Regions from separate parts of the Homo sapiens genome. Here region 2 is linked to region 1. The links are chromatin loops, found by intact Hi-C in ENCODE. Cell type or tissue: HepG2. All regions are shown on one strand.

Evidence for each region. A loop is a pair of places that touch in the nucleus more often than their neighbours do. Peaks named below come from ENCODE experiments on the same cell type or tissue, not always from the same donor. Only the 100,000 strongest peaks of a DNase experiment are listed, where the experiment ranks them.
Region 2: a loop joins it to region 1, with 1.8 times the contacts of the local background. A loop is called at or near these places in 5 of 110 quality-filtered maps.

What each region holds. Positions count from the first base shown.
Region 1 is chr20:33,907,471-33,912,470 of GRCh38, reverse strand. It overlaps the pseudogene TPM3P2. Among named protein-coding and RNA genes, the nearest start is that of RALY, 84 kb to the left of the region's middle. RefSeq lists an enhancer at 4,143-4,644. In HepG2, no CTCF peak of the experiment used is centred here; a DNase peak (open chromatin) is centred at 2,740.
Region 2 is chr20:33,824,644-33,829,643 of GRCh38, reverse strand. The region is part of intron 1 of CHMP4B (charged multivesicular body protein 4B); the gene reads right to left. Among named protein-coding and RNA genes, the nearest start is that of CHMP4B, 16 kb to the right of the region's middle. In HepG2, no CTCF peak of the experiment used is centred here; DNase peaks (open chromatin) are centred at 3,023, 3,893 and 4,163.

The DNA.
Region 1 (5,000 bases):
GCAGAGACCCGGGCTGAGTTTGCCGAGAGATCGGTAGCCAAGCTGGAAGAGACAATTGATGACTTGGAAGATAAACTGAAATGCACCAAGGAGGAGCACCTCTGTACACAAAGGATGCCAGACCAGACCTGCTTAACTGAATGAGATGCAGAGCACCCCAGTCCCACCTTGCCACTGCTCCTCCCTCTGACCCCAACTCCAACTAGGCCAGCCTGCCCAAAGCTGCCCTTTAACTGAGGGTTGATCTTTAACTGGAAGGCTGCTTTCTCCTTTCACCACCCCTACCTCCCCCACGTGTCTTTTTTGCCAAACTGTCTCTGCCTCTTCCCAGAGATTCCAGCTGCGCTAGAGGCTGAGCACCTTTGGGAACAACATTTAAGCGAATGTGAGTGCAACACATAATGTCTTTAAAAGCATGTTGTGTTGTATACATTTAGTAATTACCTTTTTTGTTGTTTTATAGCAACCATTTGTAAAACATTCCAAATAGTTCCACAGCTCTGAAGCAGCAATCTAATCCCTTTCTCCCTTTTGGAAGGTGACTGTTTAGCTTACTGTATATTGCTTTCTCTAGAAAAAAGGGAAAAAGGTATGAGCCTGCCTTACTGAGAACCAAACAGAGCCCGGGGAAAGACTCCACTCTGGGAAATCATAGCTTTGCACAAAGTACCAGCCAAACCAGAAAGGTGATTCCAGGAGTTAGCCCAAAAACAACAGCAACAAAAAATGTGCTGTTCAGGTTTTCAGCTTTAAGATATCTTTGGACAAAGTTATTTTTACTTTTTTGTTTTTTCATTAGAAGTGACCAAATTAAGCCAGGCGCAGTGGCTCACGCCTGTAATCCCAGCACTTTGGGAGGCTGAGGCAGGCGGATCACTTGAGGTCAGGAGTTCAAGACCAGCCTGGCCAACATGGTGAAACCCTGTCTCTACTAAAAATACAAAAATTAGCCAGGCATGGTGGTGGGCGTCTGCAGTCCCAGCTATTCAGGAGGCTGAGGCAGGAGAATCACTTGAACCTGGGAGGCGGAGGTTGCAGTGAGCCAAGATCGCGCCACTGCACTTCAGCCTGGGCGACACAGCAAGACTCCATCTGGGACAAAAAAAAAAAAAAAAAAGAAGTGACCAAATTAAGACGGTGAGACCTCTGAGACCAAATTTCTGTCCCATCTCCACCCCATTCCCAGCCGCTTACAGAGTGGATCATGTGCCCCTTACATTGAGGTGACCACTTGATTGCTCTCCTGCCTCCTTGAAAGAAAGAAGATTATGTTTTTGCCACTGATTTAGCCACATGAAACTCATCTCATCACCCTTTTCTGGGTTTGAAGCTGCTGTCTCTAAAAGTGCCATGTCATTGTGCTTTGTATCAGTCAGTGAGAAATCTTGAATAGCTTGTGTACAAAACTTTTTAAATGTCATATTATTTTGAAACTTTGCTTCTTTGGGTTTCTGGCACCCTGGCTACCCCCTCTGGCTGTGAGAGCTCTCCACAGTCTGTAGGCTGGCAGGTTGCTGATCTTTTAAAGTTTCTTTCCCTACCTAATCCCCACTTTTTGGTAAAGTTTCTAGGAGGTCTGTTAGGCGTACAAACTGCAGCTTATTGGCTTACAATGTACTCTCCTTTGATGCCTCTTTGACGACAACTGGGAGAAAAAGAAATCAATAGTGCAACTGTTTTGATACTGAAGACTGATGAGTGTCTTTTTGAAATAAAGAACCAGGCCACGCATGATCGCTCATGCCTATAATCTCTGCACTTTGGGAGGCCAAAGCAAGTGGATCACTTGGGGCCAGGAGTTTGAGACCAGCCTGGCCAACATGGTGAAACCCCATCTCTACTAAACAAAATGCAAAGAAATTGGCCAGGCATGGTGGCACATACCTGTAATCCCAGCTACTCAGGAGGCTGAGGCAGGAGAATTGCTTAAACCTGGGAGGCGGAGGTTACAGTGAGCCGAGATTGCACCATTGCCCTCCAGCCTGGGCGATAGAGCAAGACCCTGTCTCAAAAAAAAAAAAAAAAAAAAAAAAGAAAGAAAGAAATTAAGAACCAGTCCCTCCAAAAAAAGACCCAAACAAACAAGCAAACAAACCCTGACTGTACAGCACTGGTGAGGATGTCAAGCAATAAGAACTCTCACACATTGCTGGTGGGAAGGCCAAATAGTTCAACTTCTCCGGAAAACACTTGGCAGTTCCTTACAAAGATAAATATACACTTAACAAACTACCCAGAAATCTCTTTGGCATTTACTCAAGTGAAACAAAAGCCTATGTTGAACCAAAAAACATATGAAAATGTTCATATCAGCTTTAATTATAATCATGAAAAACTGGAAACCCCAAATGTTTCCCCATTGAGGAATGGTTAAACTGTAGTCGAGCTATACAATGTAACCCTATTCAGCAATAAAAAAAAGGATGTCTACCTTAAGTAAACAGGAGAGAGACCTGCTCTCCAGAACAGTTGCCCTCCAGGACAAGCAATTGATACATACAAAAACTTGGATAAACTTCAAATATATTGTGTTACTTAAAACAAAGAGTTTATTTGGGAATAGCAGGAGCGATATGCATGCTCTGGTGAACCACAGGCATATCCAAAGGAGTTTCCTTTTATAGACAAAAGGAAAAGTTCACAAAAGCTGCTTTGAAACAAGGACCATTGGTTACAGGGGCCTCCTGCAATAGTTGGCATCCACTCATTGGTGAAGGCAGCCATTGTTAGTCAAGTGTTCTTGTGCAAGAGGCTTATCTGAAATTTTTGAAATTGTTGTGGTTTTCAGAGAGTCCTTACAATCATTCCAGTCATAGGCATATGTGCACGAGAGCCCTTCCTTCAAGGCCCATGGGCTCCATTTTGTTCGGGGTCAACATAAGTGACTCCATTTTGATTACTGAAAACGTCCACAAGGACCAGCAATGGATACGTGCAAAAATGTGGATGAATCTCAAAGGTATCGTGTTACCTAAAAGAAGCCAAAGCTACTGTGTGATTTCATTTATATGGCATTCTGGAAAAGGCACAACTATGGTGATGAAGAACAGATCAGTGGTTGCCAGGGGATCAGGGTGAAGGGAAGGTTTGGTTACAGAGGGCCCTGGCCACATGACAGAATCTGCTTCTATATCTTGATTGTGATTGTGGTTTCTGATTCTATGCATTTTTCAAGACTCCTAGAACTACACACCAAAAAGAGTGACTCTCCGCTGCATGAAGTGGCTCTTGCCTTTAATCCCAACATTTTGGGAGGCTGAGGTGGGAGGATTGGGATCTCTAGAGCCCAGGAGTTCGAGACCACCCTGGGCAAAATAATGAGACTGCTTCGCTACAAAAAAATAAATTAGTCGGGCATGGTGGTGTGCATCGGTACTCCAGCTACTCAGGAGGCTAAGGTGGAAGCATTGCTTAAGGCTGCAGTGAGCTGTGATCACGCCATTGCACTCCAGCCTGGACAACAGAGCAAGATCCTGTCTCAAAAAAAAAAAAAAAGTGACTCTTACTATCTCCAAGTAAGTTTAAAAATAATTTTTAAATGTAAAAAATAAAAAATAGGTTATACTTTCCTATTGAAAATCAGACCACCTGCAAGTCTGGAGCATTGTTGATTTAGGGCATGCAAGGATGCTGGTCCAGGCCCTCCCAAGCATGAGCTAGCAAAAGTGCTGCACACTCACAGCCTGCTTTTCCTCTGGGCATTACTTTTGCCATAGCCTGCTGATCCCCAGGACAGGGGGACTGGCTTAGCAGCAAACCAAAGACAACGATTCCTGGGCAAGTGATTTATGAAGTGCTCCTAGGAGAAACTGGCAGGAGTGGGGGAAGAAGATAGGAAAGAGAAAAAGCCAAGCAAGAGTGCACTAGCAGATAGCGTCCCAGCCTCAATCTGATCCCACTGGGAGCCGAGGAATGTAAATTACAGCTCGGTTTGTGCCTGGAGGCAAAGGAGCTGGACTCATGCTCTTGTGTATCTGCCCATCTATGGCCAAGGGCCACCCGGCGGGGAAGTAAACTGCAGGCACTTCCAGGTCCTTGTGCTGTGCAGCCAGTGGCTCCAGGAGCCCAAGGGCAATCCTCTGAAGAAAAATCTCACATGGAAGCTGTCAGATGAAAACACCTGGAACCTGGGCAAACAGAAATGCTAAGAGGATCCGAGGGCAGCTGGGTAGAGCTCCAACAGTGCCCGCTCCACCAACTGTGGCTCATCCGCCGGACGTTTACTCCCAAAGCTCCTCCATGGGTCAAACCCAAAGGGCTGGGAAAGGTGGGCCCTGCCCCCAGCTCCTGCAGGAAACAGGAGATCAGGGGCACGAAGTCTTATCAGTAGTTGGATCCAAAGGGATGAAGTGGGAATGAGGTGAGAGGGTCTAAAGTATTTCCTGGAGACAGGCTTGGGGATCCCGGGAGCTTATCCTAACTTAATGCTGACCTCTCGGCCACATGAGGTTCCAGGGAATGAAACAGAGTTAAAGGTGGCAGCATGTGGCTCTTTACCCCAGACATGAAGGCAGTTAACTTGAGACCATAGCCCCCTGTTTATGTTCTAAAAGTTGCACTCATGGAAAGAGTGTACCCACGGGAGCAGGCAAGAGAAGAAAGCTTGAATCCCACGTACTGGTTCATGGACTGGTGCCTGTGCCCATGGTCCCCAGCAAGAATGTCCTGAGGTGGCCAATTATCCGTCGCAAGGAAGGCTGTCCTTTACTTTGGGATTATCTCTAACCTTTAGTTTTGAGGTGCAAGTTACCTATGGTTTCTGAAATGGTGGTGATACTAAATGGGGATCATGTTGTTTGTTTGCTATATATTACCTTTTTTTGGCAAAATAAAACAATAGCAGCTCTGCCTTGGAACATTAAATATGGGATGAAGGAAATTCAACCACCCGTGGAATACAGAATTGGGTACCTCTGGTGAGACGGGGATGTCAGTTTCTCTGCCTCACCTCAAGCTCTGGAGAGGGGCGTCCTGGGAACCACGCGACCTCCCACAGCTAC
Region 2 (5,000 bases), 83 kb after region 1:
TTTCTCATACATGAAAATGATCAGGAAAGTCTTTCTGGGGTCTGGTTTCACATAAGAAATTGAAATTTTTAATTACTCAACCAAAGAGGGCAAAGAAAGAAATTCAGGCCAAAATTAATTCACAGATTTGTGGCCTTATAGCCTTAAGACCCAATACAGAAGGGAAATCAGTTCCTTAGAGCCTAGGGGCCAAAGAAAGGGAGGGAAGTGTCTCTTATTTTTGCCTGAGTTTGTTTCTGCTTCCCAAGGGAAAGGCAAAGCTGAGCAAACACCACAGATGGGCATTCTCGGCTGGGCCTGCACCTCTCCAAGTACCCAATGTGGTCTGAGAATGCAAAGAACTGGCTGAGAAGGGGCTGAAGTTCATAATCTGGTCCCTTTCCTATGTTTATAAACAGAGAGAACTGGGGAAAATTCTGTGTCTACATAAATACCACACACCCTCCTCTCTCCCAGCAAGAAGCAGCCTCTCTCCTCCAAGCTTCCTCGCAGCTCTTCTCGCTTTCTCCCTTGGATTCAAGTCATAATCCCTAATGGGCTGTGAGCCCAAGACAGAGGCCAACAATTCTTCATTTCTGTACTCCCAGCAATACCTAGCACTGTGCCCTGTACTACAAGGTGTTTGGGAAACATGTTGAATGAGTAACAGAAGGATAAATGGCCTCTGAGATTCTAAAAGGGGCCAGAATAAACAAATATTGTTCTCTTCTCAAGTCCTAGACTGCTATAAACCCTCCAGACTGCTGAGTGCTGGAATGTTCTCATATCTTGATCTATGTGATGGTTACACAAGTGTATACATTTAAAAAACTCATTCAGGTGTCACCTGAGACTTATCTGCTTACTATACGTTATACCTCAACGAAAAAGAAAAAAAAAAAAAGACAAGAAGCACCAAAAATTACTATTTATATACCAACTGTTTCTTAGGTCTCTTTATAGACTTCCTAACCCTCCCCAGAGTCCTGTAAAATGAGCCGAAAGTAGGAATTATTCTGATCCCTTGCATGGAGGAAACCCTGATGCAGGGAAAGACAGTGCCTTGTTCAGCCTGGTCACACAGAGAGTCAGAAATGTAGGCGCAACATTTCTGTAGTTTGTGATCCTCCACCACGGCTGTGCCCGCCCGCCTCACCACTGACTGCCAGTTATAATTCAAAAGAAAACAACCCCCTAAAATAGCAACTGTTTGCTCCATCTCCCCGTCAGCTGGCTTTCTGCATGGCACTTTAACTTTATTTTCAAAACTATTCTGGCAGGGTTGGCCACATTTACCACAGCGTCTGTTGAGAAACAGGTGAGGCTACAGTAGAATTCACTGGAATGAGGAGATAGGTGTCATGAGTTCCAGTCCCAGCTTTCCCTTCAATGAGCTGTATTACTTTTAACAGGTCACCTAACCTCTCTGGGCCTGGGATTTCCCTCTGTATGGACAAGATGTGTGCTAAAGTTTGATTTTCCAGAACTGCTTAAGAGACAGGAATGTACTGTGAAGGTTAATAAAAGGGAGAGGGCTGTTTTAATGTCACTAGTGGAGACTTGAGGTTTTAAAGGGCCTAATTTAGAACCAGGTGGGTAAATGTTTACCATATTCCTAAGAGGCTTAGCTGCTCATGATGGAGCCAGGACTTATGCTAAGCATGAGGCCTTTGCAGAAAAGCCCGCTGCTCTTTCTGACACCACCAGGACCATTGATTTTCTCTTCGATCGCCATCCTAAAAAGCAGATTGAAATAAAATGACTCAAGTCAGGCCAGCCCTCAGCAGCTGGTTCCTTTCTTCATGATCCTCACACAGGAGACAAATCCCCTACATCCTGTGGCCCCAAAGGCGGGTCAGTGAGGAAGTCAAGTCCTATCACAAGTCTTACCCCAGTGTGCTTAACTGGTCACTGCTGGGGGTTTGTCCAGTAGGGCTTGAACCTGCTGAGCCCCAACAGAAATTTGTGCCTCTGATTTGCCAAAAGGCTGGCAGTAAAAGTCAGAGGCAGGCTACTGAACCAAACAAGGCTCAGGTACCAGAAAAGATGCCTTCCAGCATCTGCGCTGCTTGCCTGGATGCAGGATCAGGGGAGCAGCTAAAAACCATTATTCAGTTCTGGCCTCTGATCCAAGGAATCAAAACAGAAAAATGTCCAGTACCTTCTACAAAACAGCCTGTGGCTGACCTCGACTTTTACAATAAGCAGGCAGGTACCTAAGCTATTAACAGATAAGATGAAGGCTGAGCTACTCCATCTTTTTATGCAGTGAAACTGCTTGGAGCAACACCTGGCTGTCTGAAGGTAAGGTTACTGTAATGTGGCACTTGTTGACTAACAGAATGTTACAGCAGAGAAATCTCAGCACTCATTTAATCCATCTTCCCATTTTGTTGTTGACAAAACAAAGGCCCAGAGGTAGGAAGGCCCTTACTTGTCCAAAGACATACAGTGACAGAGTCTGAACTACTGTGCAGCGTCTCAAAGTCTTAGGGGTCTGCCAGACCAATCTGGGTGATGGAGGGGGCACCCAGGGGTAGGACAGCTAACAGGAGGCCAGGAGCTCAGGAAAGGGGGAGGAGAGTAAGAGTTCATTCTCAGAGTTTTGGGAATGGGATAGTAGATCAAGTCTGGGCTGAACTTGAAATGTATGGCCTCAGAAATACAGGTCACTGTCATCAACCAAAAAGAATAACTAGCTTTCTCTTAAACCAAAGATAAACATGAAAGGAAGATTAAACAATCCCAAAGATCACAACTAACTGAGTTAGCCAGCTAGCCAGCTGGGAGTGAAATGCACAATATTAGCCAAGGACCTGATTAATAAATGAGGCTGGGTCAAGCTACTTTAAGCAAAGAGGATTTGCCTGCTTACCTTTGACATGCAACCTGAGATACTCTGAAAACAGAAAAATTGCTGTTCTGCCTCTACCAAGCTGCCCAGAATGGCTGGACTTCAAATAAAGCAGAAGGGGAATTGGGAGAACAAACAAGAGAAAGGGTAGTGACCGATGGACTTCCTTATAAGGGAACAGTCCCCAGATACACCTCATTCCCTCAAGCAGTAATGGACAGACAACCTAACCAATGGGAAGCTTCACCTGGGTGCTGTAGGGAGATAGCTGCTGGTCCCAGCAAACTGCTCTCTAGAGACAGAAAGTATCCATTTGGTATGTGTCTCGCTAAATTCAAACTAACACAGATTCCTCAGCTTGGCATCCAGGGCCCCTCAGGGAGGCCGCAACCCATACTCTCACCCCACCTGAGCCACCACTACCCCTCATCTATACCCCATAACCCCTCAACCCTCCCACATACAAACACAGCATATGCTAATCTCTGTACCTTGGGTCCCACAGTCTCCTCGGCCTCGAATGGTCCTACCAGCCTCCTCCTTCCCAAATCCCATTCATCAAGTCCCAGCTCAGAATCCCTGCCATCCCCCTGGTGCTACCCTAGAGTCTCCCAGCTGGAATTCACTTCTTCCTCCTTCCTTCTCCTACCATACTTTGACTGAATACCAATGGTAGGCGTGCCTTATTTTACGGAGAGTTATGCACTGTCTTTCTCTACAGCCCTCACCAGACAGGGAGTTCCTGGAGGGTAAGAACTATGACCCACACCATCCCTTCAAATTGAGTCTCTCACAGTAAACACTCAAAATATTTGCCAAACTGGGTGGAACTTAACAACCTTTTTTCCTTTTCCCACCATCACCTGATAAAACCAAACAGCTCCACCCTAGGATGCCAAGCAGGGGTCCAAGCTCCTAAACCTGGAAGGAGCTGGCTCTTTTTCAGAGACCCTTTGTGTGGGCTTGGCCTCTCTGCCTCTTACCTCTGAAATAAGAACAATGGTTCTTGTCAGAGAAGCTCAGTGCTTTGAGATGAGAGGTTCTGCAAACACAGATTCCCAAGTTCAAGGCCATTATTTTATACTCCCCTTAGACCCATGCACCATTTACCAACTAATGCTAGAAACTTAAAGCTTGTTTCCAGCCAAATACCTCTTCTTTTATCACAAATGCCCTAGTGTATAGCTGTTGAGAGAGCAGCACTGAGCACTCTGGGTAGCCTGTTGGCTTTTTATTTCCAGAGTGTGGAGATTTCCATCTCAAGTGTGAAGACAGCTCATGGTTTCAGGAAAAGCCCAGAGTTTCAGACCTGCTGTTCTCTCAAGTCTCCTGGTATAATGTGTCAATCAGTTCCCAACCTATGGACTGTGAGCTCATAGGGTTCACAGTGGTCACTCCAGCGCTCTGTGAATGTGCCCAACTGTGCCCTGCCTGTGCACTAAATGATGAATATATCACACAATAATAAAAACAACTACCATGTGACCATCTACCATTTACGCAGACACAATCCTAGGGAAGAAAGACGGTGGGTATATAGTGAATATCGGTTGAAGGGAATTAATATCTGATCTTCTCAATTAACGGGTATTAAAAGTACAACTATTATCATACACCCATTCTTGATATTTTTTGAAATTAGAAAAGGTTTCTTCAACCTGAAAAGACTAGGGACTATGGGTTGATCAGAGTCCTGAGTGGGAGGGATTCAGGTCAAGTTCCCAGCCCTAGCCAGACCTCTAGAAAGCAGAGCCAGGTGGCCTTGGGCTAAGTCTCTAGACCTTGGTTTCCCCAGCAGAACAACAAAAGGGTAGAATGAAAAGTACCTAGCAGGCTCCACCCAGCCCTGCTCTTTATGACCCCCTTATCCTTAGACCAGCCTCTAACACTCTAGAGCTCTATTTGCAGTGGCTTGACAAGCCCTAGAGCCATGGCTCTCAACCTAGGAGCTTCTGCCACCCTCCCCCCACCCTTTTGGGGACATTCAGCAATATCTGGAGACATTTTTGTTGTCACAACTGGATGGGGAGGTATTAAGAACATCTAGAAGGTAGAGGCCAAAGCTTCTGCTGAACATCCTACAATACACAAGACAGTCCCACACAACAAAAAAATTATCCAGTCCAAAATGTCAGCAGTCAAGGTTGAGAAACCCTACTCTAGAGGT